2 separate regions of the Homo sapiens genome follow, and region 2 is linked to region 1. Evidence: chromatin loops called from intact Hi-C (ENCODE). Cell type or tissue: Caco-2. All regions are shown on one strand. Links, peaks and the distances in the headings refer to the core of each region. The heading gives the core; the rest is flanking DNA.

Evidence for each region. Hi-C counts contacts between places; a loop is a spot of excess contacts. Peaks named below come from ENCODE experiments on the same cell type or tissue, not always from the same donor. Only the 100,000 strongest peaks of a DNase experiment are listed, where the experiment ranks them.
Region 2: a loop joins it to region 1, with 7 times the contacts of the local background. A loop is called at or near these places in 1 of 110 quality-filtered maps.

Annotation. Positions count from the first base shown.
Region 1 is chr13:58,334,738-58,346,427 of GRCh38, forward strand. No RefSeq gene overlaps it. Among named protein-coding and RNA genes, the nearest start is that of LINC00374, 110 kb to the left of the region's middle. In Caco-2, for the core only: no CTCF peak of the experiment used is centred there; no DNase peak of the experiment used is centred there.
Region 2 is chr13:58,446,772-58,458,461 of GRCh38, forward strand. No RefSeq gene overlaps it. Among named protein-coding and RNA genes, the nearest start is that of LINC00374, 220 kb to the left of the region's middle. In Caco-2, for the core only: no CTCF peak of the experiment used is centred there; a DNase peak (open chromatin) is centred at 5,530.

The sequences.
Region 1 (11,690 bases), core at 2,233-10,232:
TGGGGTTGGGCCTTTAGGATGCTATTAAGTCAAGATGGCAGAGCCCTTCTATATGAGATTAGGGCCCTTATAAAAGGACTTGAGAGTGGGTTTGCTCTCTGCTTCTCTTCTGCCTTAATGAAGGGAACACAACATTCATTCCCTTCTCTTTGCCCTTCTGTCACTTTCACCATGTATTTCTCCCCTCTGGAGGATGCAGCAACAAGGTGCCATCTTGAAAACATAGAGCAGCCCTCTATGGTTACTAGTAAAAAATGCAATACACATACTCACACTATGCATCTAAAGTAGAAATGAAAGTAAAGGAAAATGGATGCAGAAAGAAATGTGCTATTTGTTTTAATCAGCACTGGAAATACAGACATGTTTTAATCAACACAGGAAACATAGACACACAGTACCTCTAGTGAAAATTCCATTTTTTCTTTTTCTTTTTGGAGATAGAGTCTCGCTCTATTTTGAGGCTGGAGTGCAGTGGTGTGATCTCGGCTCACTGCAGTCTTCTCCTCCCGGGTTCAAGCCTCAGCCTCCCGAGTAGCTGGGATTACAGGTGCTTGCCACCACACCTGGCTGATTTTTGCATTTTTGGGAGAGACGGGGTTTCACCATGCTGCCCAGGGTGGTCTTGAACTCCTGAGCTCAGGCAATCCACCCGCCTCAGCCTTCCAAAGTGCTAGGATTACAGGCATGAGCCACCAAGTCCAGCAGAAAATTCTTAAAGCAACTGAAACGTACCCACTTTTTATAAACTTTACCAAAAATACAGTTGTTTTAAACCTGCCTAGAAAATCTATAGTGTGACCTTTATACCTTTTTTACACGTGCATATATAACCTAACACAGACAAGCAGATTATTTTATCAACAAAATCATTTTTTGATTATCTGCTTATTACATATTCATGAACAGTGCATACATGAAAATACCAGCTAAGGATGGCTAGCTGTATTTGTTGTTTCAAGTTGGTTAACATCCTTTTATCAATATTTAAAAATATATTCTAACCTCCCTGGAATAGCCTTTGAAATTTCTTCTCTGTACAAGTTCCTATTCATATTCGTGACAACTCTTACTTCTCTCTCCTAATTCTCCTTCCCAGAAATAGGAGGAATTTTGAAAAGAAAATGCAGGTAACAGTTTTTATCCACCATTCATTCACCTAACTTGTCAATGTTTTTTGTTTTGTCGTTGCTTTTTATTTTTTAATTTTGTGGGTATATAGTAGGTATATATGGAGTTCATGAGGTGTTTTGAGGCAGGCATGCAATGTGAAATAAACCCATCATGGAGAATGCAGGGTATCCATCCCCTCAAGCATTTGCTCTTTGAGTTACAAAAAATACAATTATACTCTTTATTTTAAAAAGTAAATTAAGTTATTATTGACTATAGTCACCATGTCGTGCTACCAAATAGTATAGGTTTTATTCATTCTTTCTATTTTTTTCTATCCATTAAGCATCCCTACCTCTGTTCCAGCCCTCCACTAACCTTCCCAGTCTCTGGCAACCCTCTTTCTACTATCTATGTCCATGAGTTTTATTGTTTTGATTTTTAGACTCCACAAATAAGTGAAAACATGCAATGTTTGTCTTTCTGTGCCTGGCTTATTTCACTTAACATAATGATATCCAGTTCCATCCGCATTGTTGCAAATGAGTGCATCTCATTCTTTTCAGGGACTGAATAGTACACCATTGTGTATATGTACTACATTTTCTTGATTCACTCATCTGTTGATAGACATTAAAGTTGCCTCCAAATCTTAGCTATTGTAAACAGTGCTGCAACAAACATAGGAATGCAGTTATCTCTTCAATATACTGATTTCCTTTCTTTCAGGTATATACTCAGCAGTGGGATTGCTGGATCCTATGGTAGCTCAATTTTCGTTTTTTTGAGGAACCTCCAAACTCTTCTCCATAGTGGTGGTAATCAGTTATATTCCCAAACAACAGTGTATAAGGCTTTCCTTTTCTCCACATCCTTGCCAGCATTTGTTATTGCCTGCCTTTTGGATATAAACCATTTTAACTGGGGTGAGATGATATCTCATTGTAGTTTTGATCTGCATTTCTCTGATGATCAGTGATGTTGAGTACCTTTTCAATATGCCCATTTGCCCTTTGTGTGTCTACTTCTGAGATATGTCTATTCAAATCTTTTGCCCCTTGTTTGATCAGATTATTAGATGTTTTCCTGTAGAGTTGTTTGAGCTCCTTATATTATCTGGTTATTAATCCCTGGTCACATGGGTAGTTTGCAAATATTTTATCCCCTTCTGTGGGTTGTCTCTTACTTTGTTGATTGTATCTTTTGCTGTACAGAAGTTTTTTAACTTGAAGTGATCCCATTCATCCATTTTTGCTTTGGTTGTCTGTCTAATGGGGTATTGCTCAAGAAATATTTGCCCAGACCGATGGCCTGGAGATTTTCCACAATGTTTTCTTGTAGTACTTTTATGGTTGGAGGTCTCAGATTTAAGTTTTTAATAAATTTTGAGTTGATTTCTGTATGTGGCAAGAAATAGGGGTCTAGTTTCATTCTTCATATGGATATTCAATTTTTCCAGCACCATTTATAGAAGAGACTGTCTTTTCCCCAGTGTATGTTCTTGGCACCTTTGTAAAAAATGAGTTTGCTGCAGATGTGTGGATTTGTTTCTGGATTCTCTATTCTGTTACATTGGTCTATGTGTCTTTTTTTATGCCAGTACCATACTATTTTGGTTACTGTAGCTCAGTAGTAGAATTGAAGTCAAGTATTGAAGTCAAGTTAAGTAGTATAATTGAAGTCAATTATACTACTGTAGCTCAGTAGTATAATTGAAGTCAAGTAATTTGATTCTTCCAAATTACTTTCAAGTAATTTGATTCTTCCAAATTACTTCCAAGTAATTTGTTCTTTTTGCTTAAGATAGCTTTGGTTATTCTAGGTCTTTTGTGGTTCCATATAAATTTTAGGATTGCTGTTTCTATGTCTCTGAAGAATTTTGTTGGTATCTTGATAGGGATTGCATTGAATCTGTAGATTGCTTTGGGCAGTATGGATATTTATCAATATTGATTCTTCCAGTCCATGAACATGGAATATTTTTCCATTTTTTGGTGTCCTCTTCAATTTCTTTCATCAGTATCTTATAGTTTTCATTATGGAAATCTTGCACTTATTTGGTTAATTCCTAGGTATTTAATTTTTTGTGTGGCTATTGTAAATGGGATTTCTTATTTTATTTCTTTATCAGATTGTTCACTATTGGCATATTGAAATGCTACTGATTTTTTATGTTGATTTTGTATCCTGCAACTTTCCTGAGTTTGTTGATCAGTTCTAATTGTTTTCTTATGAAGTCTTAAGGCTTTTCCTAATATAAGATCATATTGTTTTCAAACAAGGATCATTTGATTTCTTCCTCTTCAATTTAGATGCCCTTTATATCTTTTTCTTGTCTGATTCCTCTAGCTAGGACTTCCAGTACTATGCTGAATAACAGTGATGACAGTGGGCATCCTTCCTGTTTTCCAAATCTCAGAGGAAAGGGTTTCAGTTTTTCCCCATTCAGTATGATACTACCTGTGGATCTGTCGTATGTGGCCTTTATGTTGAGGTATGTTCTTTCTATCCCCAGTTTTTTAAGGGTTTTTGTCATGAAGAGATGTTGAATTTTATGCTTTTTCAGCATCAATTGAAATATAATTATATGCTTTGTATCCTTTATTCTATTGATATCATATATCATATTAATTGATTTGCATATGGTGAACCACCTTGCATCCTATGGATAAATCCCACTGGTCATGAAGAATGATCTTTTTAATGTATTTGTTGAATTCAATTTGCTAATATTTTCTTCAGGATTTTTGTATCAATATTCATCAGCGATATTGGCCTGGAGTTTTCCTTTTTTGATGTGTCTTTGTCTGGTTTTGGTGTCAGGGTAATACTGGCCTCATACAATGAGTTTGGAAGTATTCCCTCCTGCTCTATTTTTCAGAGTAGTTTGAGTAGGATTGGTATTAGTTCTTTAAATATTTGGTAAAATTCAGCAGTGAAACCATCAGGTCCCAGGCTTTTCTTTACTGGGAGACTTTTTATTACAGCGTCCATCTCATTACTTAATATTGGTCTGTTCAGGTTTTGGATTTCTTCCTGGTTCGATCTTGGTAAGTTGTATGTGTTGAGGAATTTGTCCATTTCCTCTAGATTTTCCAACTTATTGGCACATAGTTGTCATGGTAGCTGCTAATGATCCTTTGAATTTCTGAAGTATCACTTGTGGCATCTCCTTTTTCATTTCTGATTTTGTTTTTTTTTTCTTAGTTATTCTAGGTAAAATTTAGTCAATTTTGTTTAACTTCTGAAAACAACCTTTTGTTTCACTGATCTTTTGTATTTTTTTCATTTCAATTTCATTTATTTCTGCTCTGATCTTTAGCATTTCTTTTCTTCTACTAATTTTGGGTTTGATTTGCTCTTGCTTTTCTAATTCTTTAAGATGCATCATTAGATTGCTTATTTGAAATATTTCCTCTATTTTGATATAGGCACTACAGCTATAAACTTCTTTCTTAATAATGCTTTTGCCATATCTCATAGGTTTTGGGATGTTGTATTTCCATTATAATTTGTTTCAAGAAATTTTTAAATTTTATTAATTTCTTCATTGACCCACAGGTCATTCAGGAGCATGTTGTTTCATTTGCATTATTTATATAGTTTCCAAAGTTCCTGTTGTTACTGATTTCTAGTTTTATTTCATTGTGGTTAGAAAATATGCTTGATAATATTTTTTTTGAATGTTGTAAGTCTTGTTTTGTGACCTAATATATGGTCTGTCCTTGAGAATAATCCATGGTCTGAGAAAAAAAATGTGTATTCTGCAGCTCTTGGATGAAATGTCCTATAAATATCTATTTGATACATTTGGTCTACAGTGCAGATTAAGTCTGATGTTTCTTTGTTGATTTTCTGTCTGGAAGATCTGCTCAATGCTGAAAGTAAAGGGTTGAAGTCTCCAGCTACTATTGTCTTGGGGCCTATCTCTCTCCTTAGCTCCAATAATATTTGCTTTATAAATCTGGGTGCTCCAGTGTTGTGTGCGTATTTATTTAAAATTGTTAAATCCTCTTGCTGAATTGACTCCTTTATCATTATATAGTGACCTTTGTTTCTTCTTACAGTTTTTGTCTTAAAATCTGTTTTGTCTGATGTAAGTATAGTGATTCCTGCTCTTTTTTGGTTTCCATTGGCATGGAATATCTTTTTCCATCCCTTTATTTTCAGTTTATGTGTGTCTTTAAAGGTGTAGCATGTTCCTTGTAGGCAACAGATCAATGGGTCTCATTTTATCATCCATTCAACCAGTGTGTCTTGATTGGAGAGTTTAGTGTATTTACTTTCCATGTTATTATTGGTTAGTAAGAACTTACTCCTATCATTTTGTTATTTGTTTTCTTGTTTTGTGGTCTTCTTTTATTTCTTTCCTTCCCGTCTTGCTCAAGTGAAGGCGATTTTCTCTGGTGACATGACCTAGGTCCTTGCTTTGTGTGTGTGCTTATCCATTTAATGTTGTTTGGTTTGAGATTACTATGAGGCTTGCAAGTGCTATCTTATAACACATTATTTTACCATAATAACAGCTTAACACTATTTGCATAAATAAACAAGCAAAAAGAAAGCCAATAAAAACTCTATGCCATAACTCGGTGCCACTGCTTTTTAACTTTTTGTTGTTTCTATTTATATCTTATTATACTATCATGAACATTTCTTGTACTTATTATTTTTTATTGGTTTATTGTTTAGTCTTTCTATTTGGGATGATAGTAGTTTACACACCAAATTTACAGTATTATAATATTCTGTTTCTTTCTGTGTACTTACCATTACCAGTGAGTTTTGTACCTTTGGGTGATTATTTATTGCTTATTAATGTTCTTTTCTTTCGGATTGAAGTATTTCCTTTAGTATTTCTTGTAGGACAGGACTGATACTGATAAAATCCCTCAGCTTTTGTTCACTGGAAAATTCTCTATTTCTCCTTCATGTTTGAAGGATATTTTCATTGGATATACTATTCTAGGGTAAATTTTTTTTCTTTAGCACTTTAAATATGTCACACCACTTTCTCCTGGCCTGTAAGGTTTCCACTGAAAGGTCTACCAGATGTATTTGAGCTCTATCATGTGTTATTTCCTTCTTTTCTTGTGCTGCTTTAGGTTGGTGAAAAAGTAATTGCAGTTTTTGCCATTACTTTTAATGGCAAATAAGTAAAGAATTCTTTCTTTACCCTTGACCTTTGGGAGTTTAATTATTAAATGGCTTGAGTTTGTCTTCTTTGGGGTAAACATGCTTGGTGTTGTATAACCTTTGTGTACTTTGATATTGGTTTCTTCCTCTGGGTTTGGGAAGTTCTCTGTTATTATCCCTTTGAATAAACCTTCTACTCCAATAATTAATTATTGCAACATTTTACTGCTCTATTATGAAATATACATTTATACCTCAATGACTGATAGAATTTCAATATACAGTGCACACTGAAAGGTTATTTTTTACTCTACCATGAATCCTTACCTATATTTGAAATGGATATTCATCAGATATTACAAGAAATTTGAATGATGACATGATTTGTTTTTATCACTGGCATTGTTATGCGAGTTCAGTGATAAGAAGTATTAATTCTAAAGTATCAGTCTATTGTTGACCCTGCAAGTGTTCAAGTAGGCAGTCAAAGGTTAAGGCCACAGTTAAAGAATCATAGTTGCCAATCAATATCTCCAATATCTTAGTCACTAGACAATGAGCAAAACATTTACTTTAGGTTGTACTTTAAGGGAAGAAGGCAGAAAGTCAAGCAGTAGTCATGTAACTACCTCTACTCTAACATTTCCTAATCACACATAATGTTGTCTTATCTTCACTCTTCTTTTATACTTTTATCTAGCAGAAAGAAATCTCTACCTGTTTACTTACTAATGTGTTCCAAAGGCATGCCCTTCTTTGGGTGGGTGTGTTTAAGTATATTTTTCTCTTTTGTGTACCATTACTGTGATTCTTTCTGCCAAATCATTTCATTTATTTCAAATAAAAATAAGCTTAAATTACCTCAAACACATAAACTATTTTCCTTGAATTGTTTACTTATAAAATTAATTTTATAACTTTCAGTTTCTTAATTCGGTTGAAAAGTTCTACCATCTTTTGATTTCATGCAGTCTTCCAAAGTCAATTCTAGGATATTTTTATTAACATGTTTTCAATCTATAATCTATTTGCAACTTAACTCAGTATTTTGCATGCAATGGTTTACCAAACTTTTTTCTTCCAGAATATCACCACAAGAATTTATTGAATAAATCATGCATTCTTTGCCATTCAGCTGAAATATTGCCTCTATTATTTATTCGATTCTCACATTTTCTTTTCTATTTGTGATCCCTCTATTTCATTAATCTACATATTTATTCCTATGCAATAACTAAATCAATTTTATTAGAGTGGCTCTATAGTTTTGTATGATACATAGCAAAGCAATCCCCTATTTTCTCCCTTTTTATGTATCTGTTGGAATTATCACAAGCTTAAACATTTCTTAGTCATAACTAATATTTCTATTATATGAAAATAACCCTTCTGAGAATAGAGATTTATTGTCATTGTTTACATCTTATTTTTAATTCTCTATAATATTACATATATTATTCTATAGTTTATATTTCTTATTAAACTTATACCTATATATCCTATATATCTTATACTTCTTTTGCTACTAGAAATGAACTAAAGTCTTTACTTTATACAAAATTGGCTTGTATCCTTGTATACTTCAACACATTTTATTGTTAATTGTAATTTTTACTTGTATCTTTTGAGTTTTCTTGGTATACTATCATGACATCTGCAATTAAAAAAACTAAAACATTACATATTTTCCTTTTCAATGTTTCTACAAAGTCTTTCATTTTCTTTTCATATTGAACTTGACTTTTATTGCAATCAATTTGAAACTTGTTTTATATCAGATGAAATTCTAATTTTATTATAGCTGAATTAAAATTAAAGTATAATATCAAGAATATGTCTCTGTCCATCTCCTTATATTTAATTAACATGTTTTTATTGATTTTTCTAATTACAATGATTTTTTACTGTATTTTTCAGAGAACAGGCTTAATTCTATTTAAGTAGATTCTTTCTCAGCTTCCCTTGCAGCTGTAACCAAAAAGGTAACTTGGAGTCTAGCAATCAGAAGCACCTTTATAAGAAAAAAATTTAGAAGTGGTTAATATGAAGTAATGCCTCCTTGCAGGGAAACTGATCTTAGAAATGCAATGGCTCGGTTTTGTCAGTTCTGGCAGGGGAAGTGCTTCTGACAATTCTGAATTTCATAGATGCTTAGAAGCAGTGGCAGTGTAGTTTTCTGTTAAAAAGACTTCTCAGTGGTTAACATGATTCCTGGTAGGTAGGCTTTGTGCTCTGGCTCTCTCTTTTCCAGAGATAGCCAAACTACGACTCATTCTTAATAAATCTGTTTCCTGTTTAAACTAGCCAGAAAGGATGTTGTTGCTCACACACCCCAAACTGTGCAGTATGCTTGGTCACAACACAGGCTGCAGACAACTCTGAAGAATATGTGAAATGGGGATTGATTTTTCTGAAATGGTTTGGATTGGAAGCCGTAAGGATCCAATTTATACCAGGGCATGGGAACATAGTAGTCTTTGACTGCAGTAGGCATTCAGTAAATTTTTACCTTGCTTATGAAAACCATGGTTTTGGCTTACTGAATAGCTAGTAACACAGACCATTGTGAAGAAGACAAGATATACATATGAACCACTGAATTGAACAAATGCTCCAAATAGTGCTGAGGAGCTTAAAATAAATGAGCTCAGAGTTTGAACTTTGTGTTTTCAAAATGGTCAGACTGGCTTAAAATAGCTTTTTACATCTTGTAATTGTAGAGATAATGCAACTAAAAATTGAATCCATTGTAGGAACCTGTGTGTTGCTGATCTGTGGTAGTTGAATCCAGAATTTCATGAGGTCTCTATATAAAAATTAGGGTTTTTTTCTGTGAAAAACTGGGGCATAAGTTTGGAATCTGGCCAAGTGAGAAAGTAGATGACTCAAATAATTCCCAAATCCCTTAGGCCTCTCCTCTTCTATTTTGTGAGGCTGTTTTGCCTTTGAATCCCTATAATGACTTTCCCTAAGGCAGATATCTTACAAGGAAAAGTCAATTCTCATATGCCATTTTTTTTCTAGTCCTCATTTCCTTTAGCTCCTGGGGGCCAATTACATGATGAAACCTTGAACAAGACTTATATGTCAAATAGAATTACAAGCATGTTTTTATTTATATCTGCCCTGACCTTGGAAATATACATGAGAATGAATACAATGAATTCAGAACCAGGAAGAAAGAATCAGGACTATAGATTGGTCTAAATTTTCTACTACCTGTACACTTGCCAGAGTCTCTGGATTCAGTAAGTAATTTTGAGTAGCTACAAATGGTTCTAATTTCTGCTGTCCTTGTAAAGTGACACATTCTCAATGGTGTTCTAAATTAAATGAAGTTGAGATGCTCACAATTCTGAGCATTATGTGTTATTATGTAAAGAGAGGACTCAAAAGACAGAGAAAGGAATGTTGGAGTGGAAGACTTTGTGTAATCTGTCTACTTGTCCCTATCCATGAATTTGAGAATACCTGTGGGATAGCCTCTTCCCGAAGTAAGTGGGAAATCCATACATCTGTAAAAACGGTACTCACTAACTTGAAAAATTCTGAAAGGATGGTCCTCCGAGGGCCTTGAATGCAAGTAGGAAACTCAGCCCTCAAACAAGCCTCTTTCATTTTACTGCGGCTGTTGAGATGCTGGGGCAACAGAGGCCAGCAGCAATATTTAATTGTCAGAGAAAATAAAAAAGTTATTAATAAAATAGTTATCATGGTTAGAGTAAAAACCAAATATTTTTACCCACAGGGATGTTTGGCAATTACTAGTCAATGTACAGTAAAAAATAGATAGATAGTTCATTAGGTCCCAAAGAGCTGTATTAAAAAAAAAAAAGGTCATATAACCACATAACCAGAGTTCCAACATGAGCTACTGCACTAAAACAATTTCCCTCACCAGGACACTCTAATTCCAGATAGCTTCCCCACTCTGTCCTTGCCCTCCCCACCCCCAGTGAGAAAGAATCTCAGAATAGAATAGCTGCACTTTTCCATCACCTCTCCTCTTCCTTCCTTCAAACACCTCTTAGGTTTTGCTGATTTTTTGAACTTTCTGTTACAGAATATTATTAGAATTTTCCTCATGATAAGTTATATCTAAGCCAAGAATCCTTATTTCACATTTAAAAACATATTCTCAGGTTAGCAGTGTAGTCAATTTAGGATCACTCTTTTACTTAAATTCTTATTTTATTGTAGCTTTTGATTTTGAGGCAAGAATTAACATTTACCTGACACAGAATTTGTCTCAGGGGACTAACTCGGATTGTAATGATAATTATTTAGGTGTGTTTTAAATGTCTAAAGAATCGGCACCTTCTCTAAACAACAAAAATACGTTAAGAAACTAGGAAAAAAAGATCTTATAAAAATTTTAATAGGATTTAAATCTATTATAAAATATAGGTTATTGATAATCCTCAAACTCCTTTGTAAGAAAAATCAACTCTGTAAGTAACAACCATGTTTTTTTTTTGTTTGTTTTGGTTTGGTTTGGTTTTTTGCTGGAACCAAGAGAGTGTGTGATGGCTTTAAAAATTTCAGGTGCCTATGGAATCTTGAAAATAGGAAATAGGAACCAAAGTGGTTTTATAGAGTTTCCTCTGGGGTAGTGGGGATGACGACGGAGCAGTTAGATGTCAGGACACAGGAAAGACTAGGGAGAAGATAAGGTCTAGTAAGTATTTTGTATACATAGGAAACACTACCAACTATGTATTGTGAACTCCTGATTCCTCAAAAATAACACAAAATAAAACAAAACAGACATGATTTGTGTTATTGTGGAAAACAACAAATAGGCTGATGTTATTTAGTAGATAGTGCTCACAGATTAGGGCTCAGTTTGCATTGGGGTTATGCATGTCTTTATAAACATTATTGTGTATTCACAAAATGTCATGTTTATATTGATATCTGTTTAATCATGCAAGCCCTCTCACTTCTAACAAGACAGTTTTAAAATTTTAAGGCTATAAAACACAGTGTCACTAAAATAATTAATAATATTATGAATTGGAATTTATTTTTAAGTATTCATTTCTATCTTGGAAGTAATCTTAAATGTACATTTTCTGTTATTTCAGTGTCTTATGGATAATCCAAAGTGTTTTAAAAATTAACTAAAAAGAAATCAAGAAGTATCCATATATTCCACATAAGGTTTCCTGACTCACTGATGTAGGACTTGCCCAAAATGGTTTTGTAATCCATCTGTCTTTTAAAAGAGGTTTTGCATAACTATAAATTTTCTGTCCCACTATTAACAAAAAAAAATGTGGCTATACAGATTCAGTGCATTCATTAGACTAGAACAGGGAATGGAAAAATTTGTTAGGCAAAGTTAATTAGTGCCCCTTGGTGTTTTGTGATAAGGGCACAGAGAGAAGTTTGTGACTCTACATAAAAAAAAGTCAAAAAAGAATGGTAGGCTTGTAGCA
Region 2 (11,690 bases), core at 1,487-9,486, 110 kb after region 1:
AAATATCTCTTCATTTCTTTCTTTGCAACTGATATTTGATGATAGATTAGTGGCCACACCTACTCACAACCTATTTTTAAGTGGTGTAGAACTGATTATGCTGTTGAATATATGAGTAGTATGTCATTTTTATTATTAAATGTCATATTTAAGTGGGAAAAAATATGAAATTTTAAAGATGTGAAGATTTCTTTAAATTCTCCATATTTGCTGAGCCTTTTTTTTCCCTGTATATTCACAGTAACACACAGAACTCTAGCTCATTCAACTCTACGGATTAGCTTTATACATTTTGCACACGTGAATCTGGACTTAATTTTTCTGGAATCAGAACTAATCTATGGTGAAATATGGATATTGAAATGCAAACAAAATCAACACTGCCAAGAAGCCTCCCCAACAATCTGCTATTTACATAAGTTAACCCATATTGTGGACTATTGACTCTTGGCAGTAGACAAGTTGGCTACCTAATTTGTGCAGTCACTGAATTTTTTAATATCTGGAAAGTTTCTATTCCTTAAAATATTATGTACTTTTACATATAATTTTTTTCTGGGTAGTGACTAAATGTATATGCTGGAATGAGACAAATGTATATTTTACATACAAATAACTAAAGTGTGTCTATTTGAAGCAAATTATAAGTGATGTAAGAAAATAAGAGTTTGATATTAATTTCTAGTTTTTCTACACCAGTCTAAGAAATTTATGGAAGCCCTTAGTTGGTGCAGGAAAGTGTTTCCACTCTGGATTATGTTTTTTCCTACATATTCCCATGTTCTTTTCCATCTACACTCTAAGAGTCTTTGTTTCTTACGAAGTCCTATTGCTACACAAAAATTTTTCCTCATTTTAACTGATGAAGTAATTGAAGTGTGCTTCATGTACTATACTGGTATAGCTTACCCCCTGCATGACGCCTTCCTGTGCCAACATCCTGGGTTACTTGGTATGTTGTTTTTCTATGGTTTCCCTAACCAAAGATCACAAACTGGGAGGCTTGGAAACAGAAATTTATTATCTCACAGTTCTGCAGGACAGAAGCCAACCATTAAGGTGTGAGCAGGCATGTGCTTCCTCTGCCTATGGATAGAATCCTTACTTGTTTCCTTGTAGCTTCTGGTGACGGTCATCAGTTTTTTGTGTTCCTTGGCTATATCACTCTTATTTCTACCTCTGTTATCACATTGGCTATCTTCTCTCTCTATGTCTGTGTCTCTTCTCTTTTTCTTTTATTTTTTATTTTTGTAGAGAAGGGAGTCTTGTTATGTTGCCTAGGCTTGTCTTTAACTCCTGGCCTCAGGTGATCCTCCTGCATAGCCCTCCCAAAGCACTGGGATTATAGACATGAGCCACTGTGCCTGGCCTCTTCTCTTTTTCTTAAAGAGATACCCGATAGTATTGAATTAGGGCCCACCCTAACTGATTATAATCTCATCTTAACTTGATTACATCTGTGAAGACTCTATTTTCAAATAACCTGATATTTACAGGTCCTGGGGGTTAGGACTTTGACGTATCTTTTAGGGGGACACAGTTCAGTTTCTAACACTCAGTAATCAGAGGAATGGCTCCTCTTGTGTTAGGTCTTACTGTTCTGACTCTACAGAGTGCTCTGTGTCTTCTTTTGCCTTCCATTTCTTTGAGTTATTTCCTGATTTGAGAGCAATCTGAAGATGCTGCCTCCCATCCTTGCTATACTATTATGCTTCCTGGGAGATTAAGAGTCTGCCAAATTTAGGGATGCCATTCCTTGCTGGGTCAGATAATAGTTTGATTTTTCCTTTTTTAAATTTACATTAAAGTAGAAGATCTGCAGACTTGAAGGCAGAATATAGTCAAAGGAATTTGCCTTTTTTTCTCCCATTAAAGGAAAAATCTAAGCAATAGGCACCATTACCACTTGCTCTGTTATCAGGTTTTTGTCTTAATGTCAGAAATTTCAGTGACTCAAAAGACCTTGGGGATAGGAGCTGATATTGTAAAGAAACTGGGAATGTTTGGGGAAGAAAAAAAAAGTCATCAACCAAGTCCCAATAAGGAATCTCCAGTTACCATTCTAGCAAGAAGGAATTTGTGTTTTGACCCTTTACTATATTCTTAGGGCAGGATTGTCAGCCTTTTTATTTTTTTCCCTGAGGCAGGATGGTAGGTCCCTGGTGAAATTTAATTATAAACCCTACCTTATCTTTATGAAAACCAATCACAACCTTGCCCTTGTTGAAATGAGTTACTCTCTAATGGATTTAGGAAGAAATATATATATTATAAAAAAAAAACTACCTAAAGTGCCTCAAGCAGGGAATGTTCATGTTATTCACTCTCCTTTATGCCGATCTATGCTGATATATAGATCAGCATGCTCATATATATAGGTTAACATGCATACATTACTTAGGAAAAGTGATGGTAAATGCTTTTTTTGTTTTTTGGCTGGCATTTCTACATGACTGAGAGTGTGTTTTCTAGCATATTTTCACTGATATTTTTTCCAAACACTATGCAACATATCACTACCTGTAGGAGTAGGGGCTCTTTTCTTTTCCTTTCTTTCTCTTTCTCTTTCTTCTTTTTTTGAGATGAAGTTTCACTCCTGTCACCCAGGCTGGAGTGCAATGGCGTGATCTTGGCTCACTGCAGCCTCTGCCTCCTGGGTTCAAGCAATTCTCCTGCCTCAGCCTCCCGAGTAGCTGGGATTCCAGGCACCCGCCACCATGCCCAGCTAATTTTTGTAATTTTAGTAGAGACGGGGTTTCGCCATGTTGGCCAGGCTGGTCTCAAACTGCTGACCTCAGGTGATCCACCTGCCTCAGCCTCCCAAAGTGCTGGGATTACAGGCGTGAGCCACCACACGCAGCCTGAGTAGGGGCTATTTCTTCTATATGTTTTAATACAGACAAATAAGATCTACCACCTATAATAGAATGAAACACACTATTATAACAGCCTGTAGATGAAGATTTTCATATTTGGAGCTGACGAATTCCATAATGAAAATTAAATTGGTTTTGATGTAACACAGTGAGAGTTATATGGCTTCACAGTGGGACAGACTGGGTTACAATTCTGGTTTTATTCCTTACTAGCACAGAGATTTGGGGAAGGTCAATTGAAAAAAACACAAAAAAGCATCTATCATATACATGGTACTCATTTAGGTTGTCCAGTTATAAACCTTGAAGCCAACTGCTATCAAATGAATGTGTGACCCTCCACCACCCCCACCAAATTTATAGGTCGAAAGCTAAATCCTATTGTGTTAGTATCTGGAGATGCGGCCTTTCAGAGGTGGTTAGATAATGATAGTAGAGACCTTATTAGCTAATCTTTGATGGGATTAGTGCCCTTATACAAGAGATCCCAGAAAACTCCCTTGTCCCTTGTGCCAAGTGAGCACCAAAAAGGTGCCCTCTGTGAACCAAGAAACAGGCCCTCACCAGACACCAAATCTGCTAGCACCTTAATCTTGGACTTCTTTGCTTCCAGATCTATGAGAAATAAGTGTTTTTTAAGAATCACAGTCTATGGTATTTCTGTTATAGCAGTCAAAAGGGACTAAGACACACATCTTTTGACAGTTGAATTTAACATCCTACATAAACATGTAATTTCTGCTGTGAATTAGTATTCTTAAGAGAAGAATGTGCAAAAAAACAGTTTTAGCAAAACTCTAAAGATGGAGTAAAAATAGAGCCTAGAATTTGTATTCTGAAAAGCTGCTTGCCATTCTGACTACTTCTCTGCCTCTAGAAAACAGTGGATAAATCCTTAATCTTCTCCACAACCTATAAGTTGAAGATCAAATTGGTATAAACTAGCTACAAATTAATTTTAAAAATATTTCAAGGGAAGCATTTCATTTTTGAAATATAAAAGTTTTAATATTTTATATTTTATGTGCTAAAACCTTTTAAAGATCAGAAAATTGGAAGTTTCATCTTTCTTTCAATAAAAATGAGGTAAAATAATATGAACTTAACATTTTATTAAACTATTTTTACATAAAATGTAAGATTTTGATATCCCAAATTATACCAACTTTGAATAAACTGTTTTGAAAAATGAAGTGTAATTAACATATATGAAGTACAGAAATTATATGTGCTGTATAAATTTTTGCAAAATAAACACAACAGTACAAACAGGCATTAAATAGACGATTAGAAACATCTTTGTGTACATTACCAGTAACTATTCCTCTTTTAAAAGTTAATCCCTATTCTGACTTCTTTCACCATAGATTAAGTTTGCCAATTTATCAAAGGCATATATAGAATTGTATTATATAATACGTATCATTTTGCTTCCATCTTCTTTTGATCGACATTATGTTTTTGAGATACAACCACATAATTCTCTATAGTAGTAGCCCATTTACTTCATTGCTAGTTTTCCATGATATGACTACACCAGTATTTATCTAATGTATTTTTTAGGGATATTTAGGTTATTTCCAATTGGGAACAATTATAAATAAATAATTTGCCAATGATTGTTTTATTTATGTATTTTTTAGCATATTTATTGGCATTTTGTTGAATATATGGAGGTATTACTGTTTATGATTTTAGACATTAGCACTATTTTGGAAATTAAAACAATCCCACGATGACCATTTGTGAATGTATATTTATATATGCTTATGTGGAGAATATACCTAGCATTATGAACAATTTCTATGTTTTTATAATTTAATTTAATTTTTTAAAGATGGAATCTCACTCTGTTGCCAAGTCTGGAGTGCAGTGGAGGGATCTCGGCTCACTGCACCCTCCACCTCCCGGGTTCAAGCAATTCTCCTGCTTCAGTCACCCAAATAGCTGGGATTACAGGTGCACGCCACCACACTAGGCTAATTTTTTTTTTTTAAGTAGAGATGGGGGTTCACCGTGTTGTCCAGGCTGGTCTCAAACTCCTGACCTCAGGTGATCCGCCTGCCTCCGCCTCCCAAAGTGCTGGAATTACAAGCGTAAGCCACTATGTCCAGCCATCTATATTTAACTTTATTAGGCACTGCCAAATAACTTTCCAAAATGGTCATTCTAATTCACATCTGACAACAGTTTTTGAGAGTTTCAGTTTTTCCACAACCTCACCATTGTACTTAGTATCATCAGTCTTTCATTTTAGTCATGTTGGTGGCTATACAGTGATCTCTAGTTGCAGTTTTAAGTTGTATCTCCCTATGGTTAATGGGGTTGAGAACATTTTCATGTGTTTCTTTGCCATTTGGACATCCCCTCTTATTGATAGATGTCTTTAGGTAGATTTTTGAAACTTTTAATATTTGTATTTGCCATATTATTCTGAAAGTAAATATAAATTTTCTGGACAAGACCACATTATTATTATGTACAGGAATAACTGCATTACTACTCCATGTTGTGTTCTTTCCCCCATGTGGGGCAATGCATGAGAGCCAGATAAGTAGACCTGCTTGGGCAACAAAAGAAGTTTTCTAATGTTACGTGGAGGAACACTGAAATTAGGAACCTAGGAGTTTTTATGTATGCTGTCCAGATGCCACCAACCCCCAACACCACTCCGAGAAATGAGAGGAATCTAATCTTTCTGATGTGAACAAAGTCTCTTTCAGTAAAGAAGAGGACTGTAGGAGGGATTTTATCTTTTGGAATGTAAGTAAATGTTTATATGGGGTGGGAGGAGAGATAAGGCAAGTATTGTTTCCATGGCTCCAGGTTTTCTCTTACCTTAAAATGTAAATACATGCCTCCAGGCAGTTAAATCTCTCTAGTGTTCTCATTCATTCTGTCATCTTCTGACTTTCAAGCTCTGCTCGTTAGAGTAAGTTGCTGTTTTCTTTGCTCAGAAAGTCCTTACTTTCTAAAACATGAAAATAGGTATATTGCTTCTCAGCTGCTTTTTGTCCAATTTTCTATTAAATTCTCTCTTATTTATATAGGGTTGTAGAAATTCTTTATATATTTGGGTTGTATGTTTTGTAGCTTTTTGTTCTATGCTGGATTTCTGTATTTTTTACTCATTTTATTTCCATGGTTTAATATCAGTATTTTATGCTATCTTCCAGTTTAATAAACCTCTCAACTGCTGCATCTAATCTGTTATTAAACCCATTTGCTGTAATCTTTTTTATTTTTTGAAATGAGTTTTTGCTATATTGCCCAGGCTGGTCTTGAACTTCTGGGCTCAAGTAATCCTCCCACCTCAACCTCCCAAGTAGCTGGGACTATAGGCCCATGTCACCATGCCAAGCTTACTGCAATCTTAGTTACAATTTTTATATTATTTAGAATTTCCGTTCTATTGTATTTCTGTATGCCTGATCTGTGGTAAATTTCTGTATTTTGTCACCTTTTAAAAAAACATACTAATCACAGTAAATTCAGAGACAGTGTCTGATACATCTGATAGATGAATCACCTGTGTGCCTGTTTCCTCTTGCTCTTATTTCCTGATAATTTTTAATTGAATGCTATAAATTCTAAATGGAAACTGTAGATATTCTATATGATGCTAAATTTTCCATAGAGGATTTAATTTTGCTTTTGATGAAGAATTTGATTAAGGGCAAATCACCTTACACCCTAATCCACTCTCAGATGAAGGGGACTGGATTTTGGAATTTTGTCTGGTTCTTTTAAATCTTACTCTTAGGGTTTAGTATTTCAGTGTTTTCTTCTGAAATCCTGCATATAAGAATCCATCCTTCCTGGAGAGCCCTGATATCCAGTTTTTGTTTTCCTAGAATTTTTGGCTTCAGAAAACTTTGTTTGGGTTCTCAATCTGTAGGTATTATGCCATTTATAAATCAGCAAATAATTTACAGAGGGAAGTGACACTAAATGTCAGCTTTACCTTAGTGCATTTACTCATTTCTTCAAGATCATGGTGCCCTAAATTCTGGCTGCCTTAGTAGTTCCCTGATACTTAAAAAAAAATTGTTTTTGTTTTGTTTCTTTTGGCTGTATTTTGCAGATTTTGTTTCGGTATTTTGTTTTTCCAGTTATTATTCACAAAAGGGCTTATTTTCTAAGTTGATCCATTACAGCCAGAAATTGAAGTCTTACTAAAGCTACAATAATTCCTAAGTTTCTACATATCAGTTAGCCTTGATCAAAAATTTTACTTTATTCATAGAATATTTTCGATGTATCATATTGTCATTTTTTATTATTTCATGTTCTTTGAACTCACACACTCGTACTAGTTTGTAATTAAATTGTTTTCTGATTAATTCAGTTTACATCTCTATCATCACTAGACTGTAAACTCAAAGAAAGGAAGGGTTGTGCCAATTTGCTTACCATGCTATCTCTGATGCCTATCATACAGCCGACACTCAATGAATACCTTAAAATTCTGTCTAAACAAATAAGTACCTGGGAAATATTTAAGAAAAAAACATATAAAATTCAGCTAGCTCTCAATTAAGTGTTATATTGGTCTAAATTGAATAAATTCATATAGGTTAGTCAAACAAATTTTATAGGAAAAGTTTCTCTAGAAATTAAAATTAAAATATAACAAATTTTACATGAGCTATTTTCTTTATAGCATCATTATTAAAAATTCAAGCACATACTGTAGATGCAGTACTTTTAAAAAGAGTTTTAAATAAAAAACATTGTCAACTATTTTATAAAAATACTTGAAAGCTCTGGTGTGGAAAACAAACTTAAAAGTAGATAATAAGCATGATTGTATGTAAATGCTTATATCAGAGACAAATGGGAAAAAGTTTATTAAAATCTTAAAAATACAGTTAAATAAAATTTGTTTTAAAAAGGCATGTTTAATCGCAGGAAATTTTATGGATAGTCTATTAATAAATGAACATAATATAAAAGTTGTTATCCTAAATTCTCAGTTCCATAAACAATATAAATTCTCTGGTAAAATTCTCATCTTTGACATATGGCCTAAAAATTTCAGCAGATTACTTTACCACATAAACTTTTTGTTGTTGTTGTTTCTAACAAGTGTTCTTTTGAGCGTTAATTTTGAACAATCAGTCCCTGAAACCCGCTATCCCAGCATGTTGTCTACTATTATAAAACTATGTTATTCAAGGGAGGAAAAATATCTATCAACATACCTACTTAAATTTTCTACTTATGGAAATTTTTGTAAGGAAATTTCAAGTCAGAAGTAAATAAATGACAGATCAGTGCCAGAGTCACATAGTTCCTATTGGTAACAAGATAGAAATCTAACATTTCTATTTCAAATGACATATTCTAAAATACAGAGGTACATTTTGGAGTCAGGATTTAGTAGTTATTAGAATAACATCCCCATATGGCCAAGAACAAATACAATTTTATCATCAATAAGATACTAGATAAAGGCAACTAGAAATAATGCCTGATTACCTACAAAGGTAACCCCATCAGGCTAACAGTGGACTTCTCAGCAGAAACCATAAAAGCCAGAAGAGACTGGGGGCCTAGTTTCAGCATTCTTAAAGAAAAGAAATTCTAATCAAGAATTTCACACCCTGCCAAACTAAGCTTCATAAGTGAAGGAGAAATAAAGTCTTTCTCAGACAAGCAATCACTAAGGGAATTCATTGCCACTAGACCAGCCTTACAAGTGTTCTTTAAGGGAGTTCTAAACATGGAGATGAGCAATATCTGCTCCCATAAAACTATACCTAAGTACCTAGCCCACAGACACTTTAAAGCATCTACACAATAGAAACTACAAAACACAATCTGACAACTTTATGATAGAATCAGAACCTCCCATATCAATATTAATCTTGAATTTAAATGGTTTTAATGACCTACTTAAAGGGGAAGAGGGGCAAGTTGGATTTAAAAAAAAAACTCATCTATCTACTATTTCAAAAGACCCACCTCACAGTAAGAACACCATAGACTCAAGGCAAGGGATTGGAGAAACATCTATCACACAAACTAAAAACAAAAAAGAGTAAGGGTCTTTATTTATATATCAGATAAAATAGACTTTAAACCAACAACAGTAAAAAAAGGACAAAGAAGGGCACTAAAAAAATAATACAGGGTTCAATCCAACATATGACTTAACTATCTTATATACACACCCAGCATTGGAACACACAGATTCATAAAACAGGTACTTCTAGACCTACAAAAAGTCTTAAACAGCAACATAATAGCAGTAGGGTACTTCCACATGCCACTGACAGTGTTAGAGAGACCAAGGCAGAAAACCAACAAAGAAATTCTGGGCTTACATTTGACTTTTGTCCAATTGAACCTAATAGACATTTACAGAACACTCCACCCATCAACCATAGAATATCAATTCTTCTCAACTGCACACAGATCATAATCTAAGACTGACTACATGCTCAGTCATAAAACATGTCTCAATAAATTCAGAAAAGTCAAAACCATACAAACCATACTTTTGGACCATAGTGGAATAAGAATACAAATCAATACCAAGAACATCATCTAAAACCACAACATTACATGAAAATTAAACAACTTGCTCCTGAAAGACATTTGGGTAAACAACAAAATAAAGGCAGGATTTAAAAATTATCTTAAATAAATGAAAACAGAGACACACATATCAAAATTTCTGGGCTACAGCTAACACAGTGTTTATAGTGCTAAGCACCTATACCAAAAAGTTAAACAATCTCAAATTAACAATCTAACATTACACCTATAGGAACTAAAAGCACAAGATCAAACTAACCCCAAAGCTAGCAGGAGAAAAGAAATAAATAAAATCAGAGAAGAATTGAATGAAATTGAGATCCAAAAATCCATACAAAGGATCAACAAAATGAAAAGCTGGTTCTTTGAAAAAAATCAACAAGATTGATAGATCACTAGCTAGATTAACAAAAAAAGAGAAAAGATCCAAATAAGTGCAGTTAGAAATGACAAAGGTGACATTAGAACTGATCTCACATAAATACAAAAGATCCTCAGAGACAATTATGAACATCTCTCTGCACACAAACTAGAAAATCTAGAGGAAATAGATAAATTCCTGGAAACACACAAGCTCCCAAGACTAAGTCCAGGAAGAAATCAAAACCCTGAACAGATGAATACTGAACTCTGAAACTGAATCAGTAGTAAAAAACTTACTAACCAAAAAGAGCTTTGGAGCAGATGGATTCACAGCCGGATTCTATGAGATGTACAAAGAAAAGCTGGTATAAATCCTACTAAACCTATTCCAAAAATAGGGGAGGAGTGACTCCTCCCTACATAATTCTACAAAGCCAGCATCATTCTGATACCAAAACCTGGCAAAGACACAACAACAACAACAAAACTGCTGGTCAATTCCCCTGATGAAAAAAAATGCAAAAATCTTTAACAAAATGCTAGCAAACCAAATCCAGTAGCATATCAAAAGTTAATTCACCATGATAAAGGAAACTCATCATGATCTAGTAGGCATTATTCTTGTGATGCAGGACTGGTTCAACATACAGAAATCAATAAATGTGATTTGTCACATAAACAGAATTAAAAATAAAAACCATATGATCATTTCATTAGATGCAGAAAAAGCTTTTGATAAAATCCAGCATCCTTTTGTGATTAAAAACCCTGAGCAAACTAGACACCAAAGCAACATACCTCAAAATAATAAGAGATATCTATGACAAACCCACAGCCAACATTAGAACATACAAAAGCTGGAAGCATTCCCATTAAGAATGTGAACAAGACAAGGATGTCCACTCTCACCACTCCTATTCAGCATAGTACTGGAAGTCCTAGCCAGCGCAATTAGGCAAGAGAAAGCAATAAAATGTATCCAAATAGTAATCGAAGAAGCCAAATTATCTCCCTTCATTGATGTTATGATTCTATACCTAAAAACCCTGAAGACTCCAACAAAAGGCTGCTAGGGTGACAAATGACTTTAGTAAAGTTTCAGGATATAAAATCAATGCACAAAAATCAGTAGCATTTCTATGCACCAATAACATTCAAACTGAGAGATAAATCAAGGATGTAATCCCATTTACAATAGTCACAAAAATTGTAAAATGCCTTGTAATATAGCTAACAAAGAGGTAAAATTTCCTCTACAAGGAGAACCACAAAACACTGCTGAAAGAAATCATAGATGATACAAACAAATGGAAAAACATCACATGCTTATTGTCTAGAAGAATCGGTATCATTAAAGTGGCCATAATGCCCAAAGCAGTCTACAATCTACAAAGATTCAACGCAATTGCTACGTAATTATCAACTTCATTTTTCACAGAATTAGAAAAAAACTATTCTAAAATTCATATGTAACCAAAAAAGTGCTCAAATAGCCAAATAAATTTTTAGCAAAAAAGAACAAAGCTGGAGGCATCACACTACCAGACTTCAGAATATACTATAAGGCTACAGTAACCAAAAAAGCATGGTACTGGTACAAAAACAGTTACATAGACCAGTGCAACAGAATATAGAGAACCAAGAAATAAAGCTGCACATCTACAACCTTCTGATCTTCAACAAAGTCAACAATAGCAAGCAATGGGGAAAGGAATTCTTATTCAATAAATGATGTTGGGATAAATGGCTAGCCATATGCAGAAGAATAAAACAGGACCTATATACAAAAATTAACTGAAGATGGTTTAAAGACTTAAAGGTATGACCTAAAACTATCATAATCCTAGAAGAAAACCTAGGAAACACCATTCTGGATATTGGCCTTTGCAAATAATTTACGACTAAGTC